Linked DNA regions of Mus musculus: region 2 is linked to region 1. The links are chromatin loops, found by intact Hi-C in ENCODE. Cell type or tissue: heart. All regions are shown on one strand. Each heading gives the region's core, and the rest is flanking DNA. Links, peaks and the distances in the headings are about the cores only.

What was found. Peaks named below come from ENCODE experiments on the same cell type or tissue, not always from the same donor. Only the 100,000 strongest peaks of a DNase experiment are listed, where the experiment ranks them.
Region 2: it touches region 1 in a loop (11-fold over the local background); 2 of 42 quality-filtered maps call a loop at or near these places.

What each region holds. Positions count from the first base shown.
Region 1 is chr11:65,262,700-65,273,435 of GRCm38, forward strand. It overlaps Myocd (myocardin), which reads right to left and starts at 7,290. Exons shown (of 13, transcript NM_146386.3): 1 at 6,945-7,290. The coding sequence starts at 6,999. Gm30586 (a long non-coding RNA gene) reads left to right here and starts at 7,226. Exons shown (of 3, transcript XR_001780238.2): 1 at 7,226-7,564. In heart, for the core only: CTCF peaks have their summits at 5,733, 7,525 and 8,523; DNase peaks (open chromatin) are centred at 5,812 and 7,322; H3K4me3 peaks cover 5,743 bases; H3K27ac peaks cover 6,710 bases.
Region 2 is chr11:65,332,087-65,342,822 of GRCm38, forward strand. No RefSeq gene overlaps it. Among named protein-coding and RNA genes, the nearest start is that of Gm12295, 50 kb to the left of the region's middle. In heart, for the core only: no CTCF peak of the experiment used is centred there; no DNase peak of the experiment used is centred there; H3K27ac peaks cover 581 bases.

The DNA of each region.
Region 1 (10,736 bases), core at 1,128-9,127:
AACAGGACAGTTTTCAGTCTACTTTCATCCTGTCAGATCATCTGTGTAACGGAGATGGGCCAGGGCGTCCGTTCTTGAAGAAATAGTGGATGCCTTTGTGCCAATAGACAAGGGTCCCCGGAGGGAGCTGTAGCAGAGGCTGGAAACCTTCTCTGTGTGTTCATCCAACAGGGCACCAGAGAGTGTTGGTTAAGACACAGCATTTGAGAGCACTGGGTCCATTTACCCTTGCAACACACACCAAGCATCACTAATCCCTACTCGGAAGATCACCCAGTAAAATATATTTTACAATATTACAAGGTTTTCATTTACTTTGAATCTACAGCTTGTCATAGGGAGGTAACATGGCTGAATGTAGCTCAGAGAAAAACTACTGCACCCGAGTCCTCCAGGAGGAGAGTGAAAGAATTTATCCTCCCTCATCTACAGGAGAAAAGAAAGATATTGTTCTCCCTTCAAAGACTCCAGAAAGCATTTGGAGGCATTCTGGGGAAAAAAACCAGGACAGCAACAAACCTTATTTATTGTAGATTTCTGGGGATAAAGGATACGTCTTGTTTGAACAAAATTTGGCGAACTCTCTGTTTTGTCTAAGAATAGTGATCCACATCTGGTTAAGTAAAACTTGATTTATTAGCAATTCTGGGAAAAAAAAGATAACCATTACCTGCTTAATAAAGCAGAAAAATCTAAGAGCTTAAAGTATAACGTTGCAAAGCCATTTGGCTAATGCCTGTTGTTATTGTTGTTAATCCTATTTATGTCCATCAGAATCTTTTAACTACTTCAGGTTTCTGTCCTGTGGAACTCACATGCCAGTGTGTCAAGCAAGCCATTGCCATGAGGGGAGTAAGATTTCTCCCTGTAAAATGAGTTCTTAGGAACTGTCAGAGATCTTTCTCCCATAGAGCCCTGCCGGCTGCAAAGACCATGAGTCATTTTGCCAACATGCAAATGGAGGCCCAGAGAGCAAAGCTAGCTTTCCCAAGGTCACACTGTCAGGGAAGATATAGTAGCACCCACGTGGCTCTGCCTCCAGGACGGAGGGAGTCATAATTCTGCAGATGCCTGCAGAACGAACCTGCTGGTCCTCCATCCGCACCTGGACGGAGATGCCAGGTGCCTGCTCACCACCTGTCAGGGAGCTTGTTGTGGGTAAATTGCATCTGCTCTCATTCAGGTTAAACTCCTCTTAAACATGTCATATTTTAACCCTGGGACATAGAACTTGGCTTCTGCCCTGTATTTAGGTTTTCTTCAAATTAATCTACTGTGGATTAGAGACCACCGAAACAAACTCAATACAATGTGATATAGTCTTTTTCTCTATCTGTCATATAATGTAGCAGACAAAATGAACGCCGTTTGCTCTTGCTTTAAAAACAAAAAAATACCTACTTCTACTCCCTTCCACCCCTCCTAGTGCTGGGGACTGAATTTGGAGCCCTCTGCATGCTAGACAGGTACTCTCACACAGGCACCATCTTCAGTCTCCCCTCTCCCCCAAACACTTTTTTGTTTGTTTCAGAGAATCAGAGGTCACAACTCAGTCATAATCCTTGGTGGGTGGTAAACAGCCACACATTACCATCTGCCCAGAAGTGATCTCACTTAGTGAATCTGACCAGAGCAATTATGCACATAGCCACCTCCAAACTCCAGAGTAGACCCTACTTTCTGTCTTCAGAACATGCCCCTCCTAGTCTCGTCCGCTTTGATATCCCTTTTGCATTATGACTCTCTACACACTGCCCTCCTTTGGGACGTAACTATTGCTTGCGTGTGAAGAGCTGGCTGAAATTCTCAAGAGTCTACTCACCTCTCTCTACATCCTCCTTTAAGTTAATTTCAACCCATACCCACGTACCTAAAAAAGATGGCCTTTTATTGATTTTTGAACAGTCTTAGCTGGGGGATATGACACGTATTTATTTCTGAAGTCCCAAGGATCCAATCCCGAGTCTCCTACGCACATACTGTATTCCTGAGGGACATCCAGCTCTGAGCACATGTTTTGTGGGTTCCCTTTCTATGCCACGCCCTGGCCTAGGTGGTAGAGAGTAAAAGGCTGTAAACCAAAAGCAGATAAGAATTTTTCTTATACACATAGAATAATAATATACCAGTACATAAGTAAAATGTTTAGTCTGTGCAAAGGTTTGGAGTGGATAGGAGATAAAAATAGGGAAGGAAGAAGGGCCGGGCTTTTGCATCTAACTCAGATAGGGAGAGAAAGCCCATGCTGTATGAATAAATCCACTGCTATCAGACTTGGGGACGTGACCCAAGTCTGACCCTGAAAGTGTCTTTGCCTTTTACAAACGATTTAAAATATCACTGGACATGGAGGCACATGTCTCTAATCACAGCACCAGGAGGCTGAGGCAGGCGTATTACCCATCCTGGGCTACGTAGTAGGTTATAGCTAGCCTGGCCTAGAGAGTGACCTGGTCTTGAAATTAATTAATTAAAAGATGAATTAAGATACCTATTTTAAAAATTAATCATTTAAAGCCCAATTCAGTACAGTCTCTCTTTTTTTTTTTTTTTTTTTTTTTTTTTTTTTGGTGTTTTTGAGACAGGGTTTCTCTGTGTAGTCCTGGCTGTCCTGGAACTCACTTTGTAGACCAGGCTGGCCTCGAACTCAGAAATCCGCCTGCCTCTGCCTCCCGAGTGCTGGGATTAAAGGCGTGCGCCACCACGCGTCTCTTATGACAATGCTTTAGTGTTTAAATTTTAACACTTGTACTGTTTAAAATTTCACAAAAATAGTTAAGGCCATTCAGTTGTGGGAAAAGGTAAAGTCTTCAGGCTGAAAAAAGCTTCAGAGATGAATCAGTTAAAACCTTCGGTTTTGCACAGGACAAAAACAAGATCTGAAAAAGCCAAATTAAATCGACATCTCTATAGGTTATATGTCATAGGAAAGGCCTTATTTTAGGTTAAATTTCTTGTCCCAAGCTCTAAGACTAGCTAGTGGCTCAGGCAGCACGGGGATATTTTTTATCATATAGTGGACATTTCTTCCCATAGTGTCTATGATGGTAAATCAGGGGTCCCCATCCCCATCTAAAGACCTCAGCTTGTAAGAGAGACAATCCAGTCTGGTTAAGGGTCTAGATTAATTAGGAACTCAGTAAATCTACTACATCATCTGCAGGACGAAGAAAAGAGGGACAGGAAGGGTCTAAAATCCCTCAAGGAAGACCTGGGCTTTCCATTGGAGAAACTACTCACATACGTGGGGGCCTGGATCCTGGGCATCCACTGCCTGCCTGGATTGTCCCCAGCTTCTTTTAGCTATAGCTGTGCAGTATCAGAGTCTCCTCTTTGCCAGGAAGGCCGAGATGAACCTGCTGTCCTCCTTCCCTCTGAATCCTGGGTCTGCTCGTGGGCACCAGGGTTCCTTCTCATGCCGTCCCTACTTCACGCTGAGACTTAGCTGAGATATGTATTCTGTATTTTGGGGGACCCAAAATCTCAAGAGGCTCATGGGATATTGGACAGGACAGCAGAGTGTTGGAAAAACAGTCCCAGGACTGTAGGTGATTGCCAAGGAAAATACGATAGGCATAACGAAGTGCGTTTCAGAGAAAACTCCATCCTAAATATTGATAAATACTGAAAGCTTTATCATTGTTTGTTCAAAATTAAAACTGAACAGGGTGTTCCGTATTCCTGTTTGCCAAATCTGACAATTCTACACTTGTGGGGAGGGCAAGGCTGGGCAATGCCAGGTACCAGAGTTAGCCTTGGTTTGGGCTGATTGAGATGGGTAACAGAGAGAAATGGGAGAAACAAAACAAAACAAAACAAAACAAAACAAAACAAAACAAAACAAAACAAGGAAAGGCATTGTTTCTTTTGAAACAAAACCCACAAAGGAACCTCTCCATTTTTCTTTTTATCTGCTTGTATTCCTGTGTGGGCCCTTGACCCAGAGAATGATATGAAGAAAAAAACTTCAGAAAGTTACACCAATTACAAGAACTGGATTACGAATGAGAAAAATGAATTCTGTAAAACGTGGTCGATTTAAAAATAACAACCGTATTGCGTCTAAGCAAGCTGCCCTCTACTCGCCCACCAAGGCCACGCAGCCTCATCAGCTCACTTGTTCCCACATGATCTTTACACCTCCCAGGAGCCACGGACAATACCAGCGTGGCCTAAGAAACCACATCATTTCACCTGGACATCTACAAGCTAAGAAACCAAGGTCTAGAAGGAAGCCACGGGCGATTGATGATCCCACTGCTATTCGTCCTGAGCACTGTTTGGCCAGGGCTCACCAGCATGTCAATGTCCTAACTCAGGTACTTGTGTTATCAGATTTATCTCTTCTAAGCACCATGAAGTCACCAGCATTCTCCACGTATGAGGCACGTAAGATGCAGAAGAGCTATGATGCTGGCCTAGGTTAAAGGTCATATAGCCAAAACCAAAGAGGTGATGGCTTGAAAACCCAGCTAGTCTGACCGAGACCCGCACATTCAGCCATGACACCCTGCTTCTGCTAGGTAAGATTAATTAACATCACTAAACATGTTCACAGATGTAAACATTCTGAGTCCCAAACTTTCATGGCAGGTCAGTCAATCACACGTCTACTTGTAAGTAGGGAGTTGGTAAAACATGGTTGCTGCCCACGCCAGTTTCAGAATGAGAGGGACTGTCTGGAGATGGTGGACGAGTCCTATCACAGCAAGCCCATTGCTATAATCGTAAGACAGTTTACTTTCAGTTAGTTTTGAAACATTAATTTTAAAATCATACTACCAGGATCTACTATTGAAGTGAATATTCACTGCTATATACGAAGTTTTAGAGTTGGCAGCTGGAATCCCTCAAGAAAGAAATGGGGGTGACTGAGAGGGAGGGAGGGAGGGAGGGAGGGAGAGAGAGAGATATCAAGGTGAACAAGAGACCTTCCTCATTCATTTTTAGACAGAAAGTGAAGCAAAGTCCCCTAGGCAGAGGCAGTTAATACAAGGCCAGGCAGGCCTCAGGGCCACATGTCCACCATGGTCACTCTGTCCAGGAACTATAACCAGTAGCCATCAACTGATTTACAATCTTACAATAATGTTTTTCTTTCTCTTGTGTAAGATTATCAAGCACAACACCTAAGATGCGCAACTGGCTTTGTCTGTCATCGATTCCAGTCCCCTCAACTTTTAAATCAAAGCTTAAATTAAGCTTCCTACTTCTGTATTATGCTTCGACAAACTACCTTCCTTATGACAAAAATGCCTGAAAAACGTGGGATTGGTGCCAGGCAGTGGTGGCACATGCCTTTAATCCCAGCACTTGGAAAGCAGAGGCAGGTGGATTTTGAGGTCAGCCTGGTCTACAGAGTGAGTTCTAGGACAGCCAGGGCTACACAGAGAAACCCTGTCTTAAAAAAAAAAAAAGTGGGGTTGGACTTCTTCAAAGCTCCAGGATAAAGATTCGCAGGGTCCAGGTAGAGACCTCAGGCCTGCACAATCCACTGAGTTAGGGGTTAAAATAGTGCAAACAGTTTTCCCTCTCCACCATATTTCAGCTGAGGAATTCCTTGATAAGTCTGTTTTGCAAGCCCACTATCAAGAACATCACCAAATCCTTTTAGAAATGATCCAGCAGCCTCTCCCTGTCCCTCCGTCTACCCCATTAAACTGCACGGGAGCAGTTGAAATAAACTCAGCTTTATGCAAAAACAAAAATGACATCCTTGCTCCCTCAGAAAGGTGGCAGTATTGCCTTGTGGTTTTGAGCAAATTACCAAGCATGTGAGGTCTCTGATGAACAAACTAACCACCTCACCTCAACATGGAAAGGACAAACGTGCATGGCTGACCCCGGTGGCTAGTGGTTAGGAGACACACCCCAGGCCTCCAGAGGCACTGTGGCTCCTGGCCACTTCAGCTCTTAAGTTTTCAACTTGCCTCACTAAACAATCCTTCAAGAAATCCCCAGAGTGTCCCATCCACACCTAAGGATCAGGAACAACTGAGGTGGTTACAGAGGCTCCTTATGGCCCATCACCCACTGTGCACAATTTCTGAGCCACTCATTTCAAGACAAACAGTTGAGTAGCTCCTTCAGAAGGACCAAGGGAATTGACAGAGTGAGTGGCACCAGCATCAGCCAGCACCTGTTACATGGAAGGCTCACACCAGAGCTATCCACCAAAATGTTCGTTCTTAGAAGGTGCCCTGCCATCATTGAATGGCCCTGTTACCACTGTTATAAAAGCAAGAATGGGCAAAGCTAGGTAGCCCTTCCAGGATGCGAACGAGGGAACACAATCCTGCGTCTTCTGTAGGCCCCCACGTACCCTTTCCTTATACTCACCTCTCCTGAGTGTCCCTCCAGAAGTTTCTCTGTGTGCCACTAACACAACAATTTTAGGGAAAATTGTCCATTTATAAATATCAGATGGTTTGGGAAAAAATATTTGTGGCGCTGGTTTTTTTCCCCCATGGTGATGTCATTTAAAAATTCTTGGTGTGCTCCAAATTCGCTATTTTTACTTCCTCCAAGTGACTTTTTTGGGAAATACATTTGTTTGGATTAGCTACATGTTAAGTGACCCCTAGACGTCTCACAGTCCTAGGCACATTGTCTCAGCGGTTGTAACTGATAACGCGCCCACTCTATAACTTCAGATCCTGGAGTTGCCCATTTCAACACAGTTCCTTTTGGGTCGTCCCCTTAAAAATGTCTATTTACCGATAAAGGAAAATATAGTAAAATAAAGTAAAACATTGGATTATTCGTAAACAAAACTCAAACTTAACACAGGTCAAAGGGAAGACATTTGAAGGCATTCAGTCAAACACAGTGTTCATTTTGGGGAAACAGAGGGAAGGCCGCCACCTCAGGCCCGAAGCATTCATTGTAAAGCAGTTGAGTGGTAGAGATGAAAAGTTTAAGGAGTGCTGAACGCCTTACTCTACCTGATCGGAACTTCCTTCTAATCAGCAAAGAGTGTTCAGACCCCAGGAGTGTCATGGTGAGTCTCAGCAAGCCGCTGGTCGTTGGCCAGGCGCCCCGCTTTCCACCAGAAACTGGCTCCCGGGAGCCCAGAGGACAGCAGCTAACAACCCAGAATTCATCCAACTCTTGGGGAGCTCCCTTGGGTAGGAGGACGCACAGTGGCCGCCAGTGTCCCCAGAAAACTGGCGCCTCCCCCCTCGCCGCTCGCGAGGCTAATTAACTCCCAGCAGGCAGGACCCTCCTCCTCTGAGGGTGGCCGGGAACAGCCGCATCCTAGGCGTTCCTGGCTGATGTCATAGGCTGCCAGCGGTCGCGGAGTACCGCCACCACGCCTTTATGAAGGTCCCAAGTTTGCTATCTGATCCTCTTTACTACTGACAGGAGATCAGCCAATCAGGAGCGGTGAGCGGGGCCTGGGGACCAGACGCGGCCCCAGGAGTCTTAACAGCCGGCTCTTAACTCTTTGCAGAATAGTGCGCCAAGGCTGCTTGCCCAGGCGGGAGTCTCTGCACTGGCACCCCTAAATCGGATGCCCGAAGGCTGCAGGCGGCGCCCGGCGTGCAGGTGGCGCCTGGCGACGGTAGGAGTGTATCTGCTTGTCCTAGGTGTGCATGTCCCTGGTGTCCCCAGCTTACTGCAGGGCTCTGGAAGGTACATCTCCAGAACGCGCTGGAGCCTGGGCCAAGAAGCTGGGTTGGCTTGCAACTCCCGGGAGCACCCGCTTCCCCTCTGTATCCGAGCGGTGGTGCTTCAGGAGACCGATGCCTGGAGCAGCTACTGAGCGGCTGAAGAAGTGGCAGAAAGTCTTTCCCTGTGGTTGGATGTTCTCTTTGGATTCACAAAAAGTTTGTGTCTGGGGACTGAGCCCAGAGTGCGATTGGTGCAAAAGTTGAGCGTACTATTGAGCACTCAACAGGGTAGGATTCGGTGGCCTGGGCAAGCCAGATCGGAAAAGTGCAGAGGTTTTTCACGTCCCTTTCATAGTGGGAAAGGGACCCAAAGAGGCGCTGAGGATGCGCGTCTCTGGGGTGCCTGGGGTGACAGGGTCCCACGTGCATCATTAAGTACAACACATGTTCTAAGACAAAGATTTAGATAGTTGGAAAAAAAACATTGAACTGCATACATACAACACACAATTTGCCACTATTTGCAACTTTATATGCACGTGAGCTCCCAGATACAATTCTTTACATCTCCCCTTTTGTCTCAAAGCTGTGAATTCTTGAAGAGAATGACAATGACAGGTGGAGGCCTAATGTAACAATATCTGTTAGGGACTAATCTCTGCCCTGATCCGGGGTCTTCTGCCTCTATCAACTGTTGCTGAAGACACCCTAGGGTGCCCAGACCTTCCTTTTTCCCATTCTCTGGGTTGCACCAATGCACTTGAATCTTGGAATTCGTTTTCTGAGATAGGTAATGCTCCTCCTCACTAAATCAGAGAGGAGGTGGAGCCCTGCTACTCAACTTCCTCTTGTGAATAGGGTTGGGCAGTACGAGCCTACAACAGGCTGCCTCCTGTGGTAGCCTGGCAGTGGTTGTGCATTCCACAAGCAGTGCTGAACTGGGCTGTTCCTGTGGGAACAGATCACAGCCGCTTTAATGGCTTACATCAATCCCGATTCATTACCTTGCAGGTTTGAAGGCTGGGAGTCAGAAACTGGTCTCACTGAGTTAAAAAAAAAAAATCAAGGTGTTGGCAGAACTGTGTTCCCTTCTGGAAGCTCATGAAGAGACTCCATTTCCTTTCCCTTTCCAACTACTAGAGGCCACCCATGTTCCTTGGCTTCCAGCCTGTTCTTCCATCTCCCAAAACAGAAATTGTGGGTCAAGTTCTTATTACATCTTATCAGTCTAGCTCCTCCCTCCCCACCTTCTGCATCTCTCTCTGAGTTAACCTTACTTTAAGGAAAAACTCTGTCAGGCTAGCTGATGATGAATCCTTATTCCCACTTGCTATGCAATGTAACATAATTGCAGATGCCTGAACTTGGAAGTGAAGGGGAAGATGTTGTATTGTGTGTTACATAGAGAAGGTCTCTCTCGTCCCAGCTCATCAAAGAAGAGAAACACAACAGAGGAAGGACTGGGAGGGGTCAGGCCCGCATGTCTAGAACAGCCCTAAGCAGGGTTGAGATGCATGGGGCAGGGGCGACTCCAGAGAAAAGAGGTAGCAGGATAAGGGACATCACAAAATTATCCCATGGAGGAAACTCTGTGAAACATGAAAAAGAAAGAATAGAAGGAAAGACCCAAAGGAATGTTTACACTGAAGACAGCAAGGCTGAGGAGATGCCCACGGCAACTTAGTGGGGCTTTCTTTATTCAGTGGGAGTTGTGATAAAATCAGCTGAAGGATCCAACCAAGGGTCTTTCTGACCCAGAGGGACGGAGGGGGTTGGAGTGTGTGCTTGTGGACAGGACCACAGTCCCTCTTTTGCTGGCTTTCTTTTATTGTTATTTAGTGAGATTAGTGAGATGAGGTCTCCCTGCCCTAGGATTTTTTTTTTTTTTTTTTTTTTTTTTTTTTTTTTTTTTTTTTTTTTTTTTAGTTTTCATCTCAAAAGGAGTTTATTCATTAATCCTTAAAGTAATATTTTAACTAATTCTTCAAGAATTTCATATTATCAATTTGGATCATATTCATGCTCCCTACCCCAACCCGATTCGATTCAGATCTCTCTCCACCTTCCTTGCCTCCCTACCCATCCATCTCTGAGCTGCCCTTGAGGTATTGTCTTCCTCCTCCTCCCTCCTCTTCCCCCTCCTCCCCCCTCCTCCTCCCCCTCCTCTTCCCCCTCATCCCCCTCCTTCTTCCCCTTTTGCATTATTTAAAGCCATTGTGTTAGGTTTGTGTTGTTTAGCTGCTCTTGTGAGTAGAGCCTGTTCAGGTTGACCACAGTCTTGCCTCAGCCTCTGGAGTGCTAGAATTAAAAGAGTAGAGCAGCATGCCTCCGTTCTTATTTTCGCTTCCTGGCTTTCTCCCTTCCTCTTTCTCCCATCTCTCTGTCTCTTGGTCTCACCCCACCCCCAGCAGCTCCATGGATGAGTTGGGAAACCCTGATAACCACAGTTCTCCTCGATTTTTCCCATCAGAGAATAGAGCAGCTGACTTCTGCCCTCCGGGATTTCTAGCCCTTATGGCTTTGGGATATCTATGGATATAAATATGTGCATTATAGAGGCTCATCCTTTGCCCTCTATGCTCAAATATTTTTATGACTTTTTTTGGTGGAATTTGGACAGGCTGTTCCCCCAGGAGAATGGAATCTCAGACAGCTGCTGTCAGAGTGTAGCCTAGCAATGTAGCAATGGCTGCTGCTACGATCTTACTCCTCCATGATGATTCTTCAGTATTCTTCCCTTTTGCTATGGAACTTTGCTTCAATTTATTTTACTTTACTGCTAGTCAATTAAAAAAAAAACTGTGTCACAAATTATAGTAACATGGCATGTAAAGACATGCACTAATGGAGCCCACATGCAAGGATGCTCTCTCAAGATTGTAAATTCTTATATAGGGATGAAAAGAATACATTATATAACTATAAGGTAGAACTAACAATCTTTATTACTAAACTGAGAGTGAGGATGCTTGCCTGTAAGCCCAGAACAGGGGAGGTAGAGGCAGGAGGACCAGGAATTCTCTGTCATCCTCAGCTAGAGAGGAAATTCCAGACCAAGGCCTGGGGAGACCCTGTCTAAAAATTAAAATAAAACAAAGAAAGGAAAAAGTCTAAACAGCAGCA
Region 2 (10,736 bases), core at 1,772-9,771, 70 kb after region 1:
AGACACTATTGCATATGCCAGCAAGATTTCGCTGAAAGGACCCTGATATAGCTGTCTTGTGTGAGGCTCTGCCAGTGCCTGGCAAACACAGAAGTGGATGCTCACAGTCATCTATTGGATGGAACACAGGGCCACCAATGGAGGAGCTAGAGAAAGTACCCAAGGAGCTGAAGGGGTCTGCAACCCTATAGGTGGAACAACAAGATGAACTAACCAGTAACCCCAGAAAACATAATTTTTAATGAAAAAAAAACCACTTCTGACTAAGAAATTTCCAAAAGTAGATGGTTTCATGGATAAATCCCATCAAACATTTAAAGGCAGAAATTAGTTCTACATAATCTCGCCCTGAAATTAAAAGAAGAAGGGGGAGGTCCTAACTCACTTTATGAAGTCAATGTGACCCTGAAACCAAAACAGAGAGTTATGTAACAGTATTCCTAGAGAATACAAATGATCGTTTTCTCACCAAAATACTGCAAAGGTAATTCAACTGTATATGAAAAGGACTTGTATCATAATTGTCCACTTTTATGATTCCCCCAAACACAAGATAATTAGATTCTCAAAAAATCACCATGACCAAACATGAGAACAGGCTAAAGACACCACGACATACCAATGAAGGCCATAACCAACGCTGGACAGATTCTAACTCATCTGTGTCTGAAATTCTCAGAATCTGAATGGAAGGAGGCATCCTTAAATGTTTAAAGAATGCTGATGGTTAAACATTTATAACCTCCATTTAGGCTTATTGAAATGGAGAATGACGTCATCGAGCTGGCACAACAACATCTCACAAGCTTGTGTCCACTTACAGAAAGTGTTTGGCTTCATTTGTGGACAGAAGTACTTCTCTGGAGGTTTTAACACTGGGTTGAGGGTTGTAAAGCTCAGTAGAGCTTTCCTTGGGGAAAGCCACTTGAGAAGGCAGGAAGCTGACCAGGTTGATCACCAGTGGATCTGTAAAGAGCTCTGTTTCTTTATGAATTTTGTTTTAGTTTAGCTTGTATGTCTTCCTGCCACCAGCAACTACATATCTGAAGTTCTAGCAGAAACCATGTTGCCTTTGGTCTCCAGTCCCCACAATCCCATTGGCTGTTTCTGGATGCTGAAGAAGCCCCATGACTCAATATTGGCCCTCTAGGTAATGGCCTTGAAGACTGTTTTATACAGTCAGGCTTTTGGGAGGAATCAATGAATGCTTGTGTGTCAGGCTGGAGTACAAAACTGCCCGTGGACTTGCCTAGTGCCCCACCAGTATAATCAGAGTTCAGATCCAATGTCAAAACTGTACTTGGTAACATGAGTGACTATCTATAATATCAGTGTGACTGCTGTAAATGACAGGATGACGTTCTCCAGAAGCTCACAGACTAGTGAGCCTGGCTTACACAGTGATGAGGAGACTCTGCCTCAACCAAGCAAGAACAATGAAGTGGCAGCTATTGTCTCTCTTGATTTGGGAACAAGCTATGTCCCAGTCACTGGCTTAGCAGTAGGAGCTGTCCACATGTGTCCCCAACTTTGCACCATTTGGATTCATTCTGTCCTCAGTTTCTGAGTTCTGTCTCCTTCTAACTTACCTGCTGTCTTCATGACCATATTTCTCCATATCAATGAAGTGGCAGCTACTGTCTCTCTTGATTTGGGGACAAGCTATAACAAACAAAACCTTCTGAAGCTGATGTAAAACAGGCATACAGATGGCTAGGATAGAATAGTGCTCCAACAAGGTGTTCAAGACACACAGTGTCTGCTCAGGAAACGGTCTCTGGAAAATGCTGTCCATTTGCAGAAGAATAAGATTGGGCCCTACCCTGGCTTCAACAGAAGTCAACTGCAGTAGACAAAAGATTAGAAGGGTGAGGTATGCTTTCATAGCTGTGGCTGGAGAACAAGGGGTGCACAAGCAGAAATTGATAAGTAGAGTTACACCCACTGAAAAGCTTCTTCCCAGCAAAGGAGACAATCAACAAGTCGAAAGGAAACTGAGGGGATAGAGAATGGTTTACAGACCACACTTCTGATAAAGAGCCAATGACCCATAATACTAGATCGAATATGTAAGGAATGCCACAGCTCAGCATCAAGACAAAAGAAACAGAAAATGATTCCTCCTTCCCTGAATTCTGAGAGAGAAAAAGCAGCAGCAGGAACAGCAACAGCAACAGCAACAGCAACAGCAACAGCAACAGCAACAGCAACAGCAACAGCAACAGCAACAGCAACAACAACAATATGAAATCATGCTTCTGCTGTGTAGCCCTAGCTGATTTTGAACTCACAAGTCCCTTGCCCCAACCTCCCACATGCTGGGGTTGCAGATGTCTGTGCGAGCCTAGTTTGTCCGTTATGCTCCATATTTTGTGTGCCAGAGATTCTTCAGAGCCACAAATTGGCAGTTTGCCTCTTTATTCCCCACGGAATGGGAGAAGTCTACTTATTTCTCTGTGTGAAACGTTTGATTCTGCCATGTACTGACTGGATTATATCATGTTCTTCTGCATAGTCTTCTGGGGGATGGGGCAAGACCCACACCATTTCTTCTCTGATATGCCCTGTTCTCTGCTGCGTTGTCATTCCACTAGGGACAGGGACAGGCCCTTTCTGGTTTGTGAGCCCCTGTGCTTGGACAAGCTCTTTCCAGTCTGCTCTCTGACTTGGCTGCATGGACCCCAGGGTCCATATGGGGTCTTTCAGCTATGTACCAGTCACTGGCTCAGCAGTAGGAGCTGCCCACATGTGTTCCCAACTTCACAGCATTTGAATTCATTCTGTCCTCAGCTTCTGAGTTCTGTCTCCTTCTAACTTACCTGCTGTCTTCATGACCATATTTCTCCATATCGTTCTGAAATCAAGGAGCATATTCTCTGCTCCAGGATCCCTCTTGGGGGTTCTTCCCACACTACCTCCCAGGGATGAAGGCTGGCACAGTTTGCCTAGGTCTGAGAATCTTCTGAGGACATGAGCCTTTTAGCATTGAAACTGACTTCCTAATTAAAGAAGGGTCAGGCAGAGTATCTGTGTTTTCTCCACTTCTGATGCCATCTAGATGTGAAAGACCGACATTGTTCACCAAACCCAGTTTGCTCTCCAGTATCATCTTTATGTAATAGACATAGCTGTTTGACCATTTCTTCCTTGACTCATAGCTCAGGATATTTGACCAGCTGACATGGGATAAGGTCCTTGATTCTTGCACCTTGTTCCAGTAAGCTGATGACTTTCAGTCATTTTCATGCGACCTGACACCCCTGCTTGCTTTCCCACAGTGCCCCTGTGTTTTAAGTGACAGTTTCTCTACGTGATGATCATCGCTAACATGGCTCAACTTCTTCCAGACAAATGATAGGACTTCTGTGCTTGGATGGCCATCAACAGGCACTTCCTGGGATGTTCCAGTGTATAGAGATGTTCTAATTAATTGTCCCCAGAGTGGGGACAGCAAGGATAATGAGGTGAAAAGACTGTCGGTTATTTTTTTTAACCTCAGCACTACCACAGACCTCTTGGTCAGAAATGTTATTTATTGATTCATTGATTGATAGAGCAATGTCAGAATATTGTTGTGTGAGCCAGGCTAGTTTAACACTTAGGGGCTCATAAGATGCTCCCACCTCGGCCCTTCCATGTAGCTGGAACTACAAGTGTACACCTCTGTACAAGCTCCTAACAGGACTGTTTGTCCACAAGTCACATTGGGCTTGCCTGCTGCTGCCCTGGTGCTTCTCGCCATAAAATCCAGCACACTTCCCCATCAGATTCAGGCATTCCCCATCTATCAGATTTCCCATAAAGCGGAAGGCTCCTGGATCTTGGCTCTTTTCCTACATACACTCGGCACATAAAAGCATAAACAAGTCTTTATTTTCATGAACTACATTAGTTCCTAACACAGACTTCATTTACAGCATCTTAGCCATGTCCTTCACAATGGTAGCCCTTCTTTTCCAGGGGTTGTTAGACAATTGTCTGAGACACGCTGGTTGCATGCTGTTGGCTTCTCCCAACGCTGTTCATGACCTTCCTCACTTAGCACACAAACTCATTCCCACCCCCTCGCCCAGCTCTTATTTAGCATTCTGGCGTCTGCTTGAATGTCATGACCTTTGACAAAATCTGTACCCATCCCCAGATCACACCAGACTTCCATGTTCACGCCATCATGATAGTGATTGTCTTCCTGCAGTCACGTGCCCACACTTCCACAGAGTTGTCTGCTTGGAATCAGTACCTCTGTCACTATGTCTACTTCTAAGGTCATCCACTACCAGTGCGTGTGCGCTGTACTGTAGACACTCTACATCCTGTTGTAGGTGGACTGTCTACTCATATTTTCAACATCGCTGAATGAGAAGAAAGCTCAGCCTAACAAGGAAAGCCAATCTACAGAAGCTAAGCAATCAATAAGACTGAGACTTGGAAAGCAAATGTGCATTTTGTACTTGAGCGCCTGCCATTTTTAACTACCACATTTTATCTGGTTTGTGTTTGAGACCCACTCTCACACTGCCTTCCTTTAAATAACCCGATTTATTTTGCTCACGGGTATGTTTCCTGTGCTTGGTTTTGTTTCTGTAATCTTTTCGGTAGCTTGCTTTCTGCTCATGCATCTCTGTAAGCAATGGCAATTGAGTACTCAGTCTAGACTAAGTGCAGTTTTAGACACTGGGAGAGTCATGGACAAAATAGAACGCTAGCTGTTGTGGAAGGGCACTTCCTTTTAGCAGTGGTCGGAAGTGACAATAACAATAAGAATAATATCACTTACACACGTGACCAGTGGTGACATGTGCTGTAGAGAAACACCACAGTGAAGTAACAGGCACCAGGAAGTGCATATGAAGGAGTGAAGCCACTAGGAAGGGCACCCCGAGAGGATGTCCTGTCTTAGGCATGTTTCCTTAGTTTCCTTCCCTTTTGATTTTTTTATGTGTGTGTCTTCCTTAGGAGAGAAATCAGTGGTCAAATGTATATCTGATTCTTTCATTTCTTTTGTTACTTTGTGGGGGTGTTTATTTAAAAGATACCTTTATTACCCTGTGTATGAGTGTTGTCTGTGTGTCTGTGTATGCAAATGTATGCATGTGTACTTGCATGTGCGCTTAAGCGGGGTTCGTGTGTGTGTGTGTGTGTGTGTGTGTGTGTGTGTATGTGTGTGTGTGTGTGTGTGTGCATGCATGCAGGCATATGCATGTGTTTGTGTGTGTTCATGGAAGTTACTTGTGTGTGTGTGTGTGTGTGTGTGAGATGTAAGTGATGAGAGCAGGTGGAGGTCAGAGGGCAAGTTGCAGACATTCATACTCTCCTTCTACCACACAAATCCCAGGGACCTATTAGACTTGGGTCATCAGGCTTGGTTCTGAGCATCTCTACCTACTTAACCATCTCACCATCCCTGTTTTTATTTATTTATTTATTTTTGAGACAGGGTGTTACTCTGTAGCTCAGGCTGGCATGGAATGTGCTATGTAGTCCAGGCTGGCTCAAACTCACTGGAGTCCTCCTGCCTCAGCATCCTAAGTGCTGGGATTACAGGACTGAGGCACCTGACAAACCTTTATTTCTTTATCATGTTCAGACACTAATTCTGGATTTCATGCAAGCAAGGGAGCCAGAGAAAAGCCCTCTCTTTAGTTTCTCTTTAGCTCACCTGCAATCAGCCTCGTTAGTTGAGTTATGTTGTAGGACAGTCTCCTACCAATTATCTGAATCCTGCTTTACTAGAGACGGCCAGTGGCACATCTCCGACACGTTTTATAATCAGTGTTCAACTTGCACCGAACGCTGCATGGCCATGCTCTGGCTGCAGCAGATTGTGCCACACTGTATCTCCCTAGCTTTTCGTAGGTTTGCTCTTCAATAGTATTTCCTTGGCTGCTGTTTTCAGCATTTAATTATTTATTGAAGTAACTAATTTTTGAGACTGGGTCTAACTATGTGGCCAGACTGCCCTTCTGCCTTAGCCGTGGTCTTCCCAGCGGAAGGATTACAGGTACCGGCCACCAAATTAGTCTTCTCTTTAAATTAAAGATTAAGTCACTTGAATGTTTTATTTATAGCTGGTTGGGCTGTAGTTTTGTTTTTGTTTTGATAACTTGCTTTACAAGGAGGTTTCAGGACAAGGTTTTGCCCCCAACAGTACAGTTTATGGTGTTTTCCTCTTGTTTTTTCAACATTAATAAAAAAAGTTATAATATTTTTCTGTGGTCATAATTTTCAAAGTTGTTTAGGCTAATTTAACCAACACTTTTGATGTTTTTATTGAAGCTTCTCTATTTCTCTCTTGGAAACCCTAGCTCAATGACCAAATCCTTTTTTTTTTTTTTAACTCAGAATGTTCAGTGGATGTTGTGTTTATTTTCCTTTTATATATTCGCATGTGTCTGTCTCGAGGTAAATCATTTGGTCTCATTTCTGTGTCTGGGGAGTTTAAGATGTTGCTTCCTAGAAACTTTAAACCAGTTTGATTCCTTTCAAAGACAGCTTTATGGAATAGATCTTTCCTTCTTGTATGTATCTGTTTATGGGATGAGATGGAGAGAGGCCCTGCTCTTTCAGATTAGGACCCTTCCTGCTCAAAACATCTAAAACCTGATAGGCTGATCTCATCCTACTTTTCAGTTTGTTACTGTGATAAACACCCCTGACCACAACCAACACAGGGGAGGAAAGAGGACATTTGACTCCTAATTCCAAGTTACAGTCTGTCATTGAGAGGCAACCAAGGCAGGAACTCAGAGTAACGAGTCAGATACATGTAGAGGAATAAGGACTTCCTGGCTGCCTGCTTGCTTAGCTGTTCATGCTCTCAGCTCATTCCCTTATACATCCAAGGACCCTAGGGAGTGATGTCCTCCATGCTGGGATGGTTCTTCCTGCATCCATTAGCCATCCAGACAATCCCCCATGGACATGCCCATCAGCCAACTTGATCTAGGCAATCCTACAACTGAGACCGTCTTCCCATGTGATTTTATGTTGTGGCATGTCTACATTGAAAACTAGCCAGCAGATTCATGTTGTGCCTGTGTTTCCTTGGGACTGCCTTTGTTAGCATTTTGTCTAAGCTCTGCCCTACAGTTACCAGGCAACAGCCAGGTATGTCTGACTCATTTTAAAAAGGCTCACCCCTTCTCCTCTCTTCCCCCACTCCCTTCCCCCTCTTCATGGCTGGCCTCTACTTCTCTACTCTCTCTCTCTCTCTCTCTCTCTCTCTCTCCCTCTCTCTTTCTCTCTCTCTCTACATTTCTCTGCCTCTACTAGCCTTTCAACTCCCCTACCCATGCCCTGAGTAACCTCTATTCTATACGATACCATCATGTGGCTGGTCCCTCAGGGGGAAGGGATGCCTCAGCTTGGGATCCTGGAGGCACCCCCCTTCTCCCATACCTCACCACACATCCATCAAAACATATCCTACCTCTCTTTACTTTTTATAAACATATCAGCCTTGCTGTTTTAATTATATAAATTCCCTGCGAATAGCTGGGCATGGTCTTTTCTGCTTAGCTCATTGAGATGTTTTTGTGGGGTTCACACTCTGAATATACACTTACCCACTGTTATCGCTCATGTGCAAGTCTTTGAATTTTCTTCCTATTGTTTTTTATTTGATGTCCTAAGTTTGACCATCATGCCTTTCTTTGTCAGCAACCTATATTATTTTTAGTATATTATTAAATATTATTAACATACAGTATATGGTGGATATTTATTCACTTCAGCATAGCGTTAGATTGGAAAAGAGTCTCCCCACTCCCACATTTCCCTGCTGTGCTCTCAGCTTCTCCAAATTCCCCTTGACTGCCTCCTTATGTGTCCTTTGATCCCCTTATCTCTTCTTTCTGTTTGGAGCCTCACAGACATAACCCATAAATTCTCTGACACAGCTACTATTGGTTTGCAGTGTTGACTGCCTTGCAATGCGAGCCTTTGGAGGCAGAGTCTCCCTCCCTCTGCTTATTTGCAGCTCCCCCCCCCACCCCTGCCATCAGAACATATTATTTATTTATTTATATTGCTCCTTATCTTTAAATGAGAATTTTGCTCCCTTTTTTTGGATCACAAATTCACTTATAAATGTATCAGAGGACATTTTACAGGGTATAACATACATTTCTGGAGTGGAGTTTTGTTAAGGGTGCAATTTCCCTCTTCCATGAAGAAGGCTTATGATGCATGTGTATGCATATGCATGTACATGTATGCATTATGTGTTCCTGTATGTGTATGCATGTATGCATTGTATGTACGTGTATGCAGGGGTGTGCATGTATTCATTATATATACATGTATGCATGTATTTATGCATTTATGAATGTCTGTGTATGTGTGCATTCTGTTACTTTGAAAGAGAGCTTACATCATTATATTACATTACATTATCGTCATGTGTCTACCTTGCCACATAGGCTACTGGCTTTTGTTAAAAACAACACATTTCTGTAATTTTTTTCTTCTCTTCTACATTATAGAATGGGGCTTGTAGCTGCTATCAGTGTCCAGACAGCACCCAGTGGAATGCTCTGACCCAAACACTTGGGCAAAGAAGTACACGTAGGACAACAGAGGCATAGGGCATAACATAACAGAGGCATAAAGCATGTGGGAGATGTCTTGTCATTGCCTCTGTGACCCAGTACTGTGGCTTCAGTGCTGTGGCCTTACCCTCTTGGAGCTCCACTAACTTCTGTGAAATTTGGGTTTCTTTCAGAGGTCTAAATTATTAGGACAGATCGAAATCTGCTCTCTGGAAAATGACAAAGTCCTCACTGTGTTGCAATACTGGAAGCAGAAGACAGTGGAAGAAGGCTCTGGGGACTAAGAGACTTGGCTACCAAGCCCTTCAGATGTAAGAAAGCCCCCAGCAGTTATGGGAGTGCAGGTGTCTCGCTGTGGATGTTCAGGCTTCTCAGGCTCAGAGTAGGCTGGGTTTCATAGATATGGGGGTCAAGCAGAGTTTTCTAAGGGAACACAATTGTCACTTAAAAGGGAAAGCTCCAGAATTTATAATACGTGAAGCTGGGCACAATGGCACATACTTATTATCTCGGCAAGAACAAACAGAAATGACCTGAAGATGCTGGGGTGGAGCGAGGATAGTGCACTGCTTTGGGGACACGCTGCTTCCCAGTCTTGGCTGTGGGACACCTCTGTCTAAAAAAGCTTTAAGCTTCACCAAGACACACTTCCTTCGGAGTCCCTCCTGACCATTGGTAGCATTTGTCAAATGGGAGGATGGGCTTGGGGTTTGGACAGTGATGCTCCGTTTTCCTATCTGACTAAGCAATGACATCATTGTCATAAAGAACATCATATTTCTCTTGAAATGCAATTGTTTTTCTCTTCAAAAGGGAGTCTGCTCATTAACACACACACACACAATACAAATGAGTGCTTGGCTCATCTATGGAGCTGGTTTCTTCAAAGGACAGCTGATAACACCCACGGAGTTGACACACAGTCGTCCTTGCTCATGGCTACAACATGGATGGTTTAAATGTCTCTGCATTCACAAGTCTGAGAAAGAACTTGGAAACAAAGCCATCTGCAGAACTCTGAAGCTGGAAAGACAAGATAATATGGTCACTAATGGATAGCTGAATGAATTACTGAATGAGTTAGTTCATTTGTTCCTCGAGTGTTATTGCCAGACAACGTAATATGGAAAGGAACAAAAATAGATTTGGCCTTTGGCCTTGTGAAATATGCAGTCTAGACTGGGAGAGAGACAGGAGTCAAATCACCATAGCAACAGATAAAATTAAACTACAAGGTGACCTTTGACCTCTGTTACAAGAGCATAAATGCGTATGGACTGCCTCATACTGGTAGGAGAGTCGAAAAGCACAGAACATGAGTGGCATCACAGCTCCTGATGCCCTGATTAAGAAGTGCTGAGCTCACTTATTCAGTAAAACAAACACGGATTACTAAAACATAGACGCACACACAGACACACACACAGACGCCCATGCACATACATGGATGGACAGACAGACATATAGACACGCTTACACAAACAGATGCACACACACACACACACACACACACACACACACACACACACACATGCTTTCCTCTGTACCTGGAATACAGGTTTGAAGGTGGGAGGAACCAGTGTGCTTCCAGAGGCAGGTGACAGAGTCCTGCCTGATAGGTCTCAGTGAATGAGTCCTTGGCCAGCTCCAACTTTCTACCTAAGGCTAGGTCCAGAGTCCTCCAGCTTACTGATTTCACCTAAATACTTCTTTTAAGATATGAATTGCCAGATTTCTGGATAATCCATCCATTCTCAACCTGGAGCAATTTTGCCCACAGAGATGTTTGACCACTGCTTTAAGATATTACACGTGACAGAACCAGAGGGGCCTCCCTTTGGCTGCCTTTCTGTCACACAGTGGTTCTCTGTGCTGTCCGATGCACTGATAGACACAGTGCAATGTATGGTTAGGGAAGACAGTTCATATAGACTCAGTGCTGGCTAAGGTTCCAGGCACCCACAGGGCCTGTGACATCCTCACAGATAAGAGGAAGCTACATACCAAACAGAACATGCAGCAAAATATACTGAGCGTGTAATGTCAGGGCGGGTGTTTCCCCCTCAACTCGTGGATTCTCAGGTATTTTGACCCTGAAGTGGGATGCTTTGTTATTCTATTCCATGAACCAGTTGGATACCGTTAGTGAGCACCTTGTCTTTACCTTGTCGGTATAGAGATCTGGAT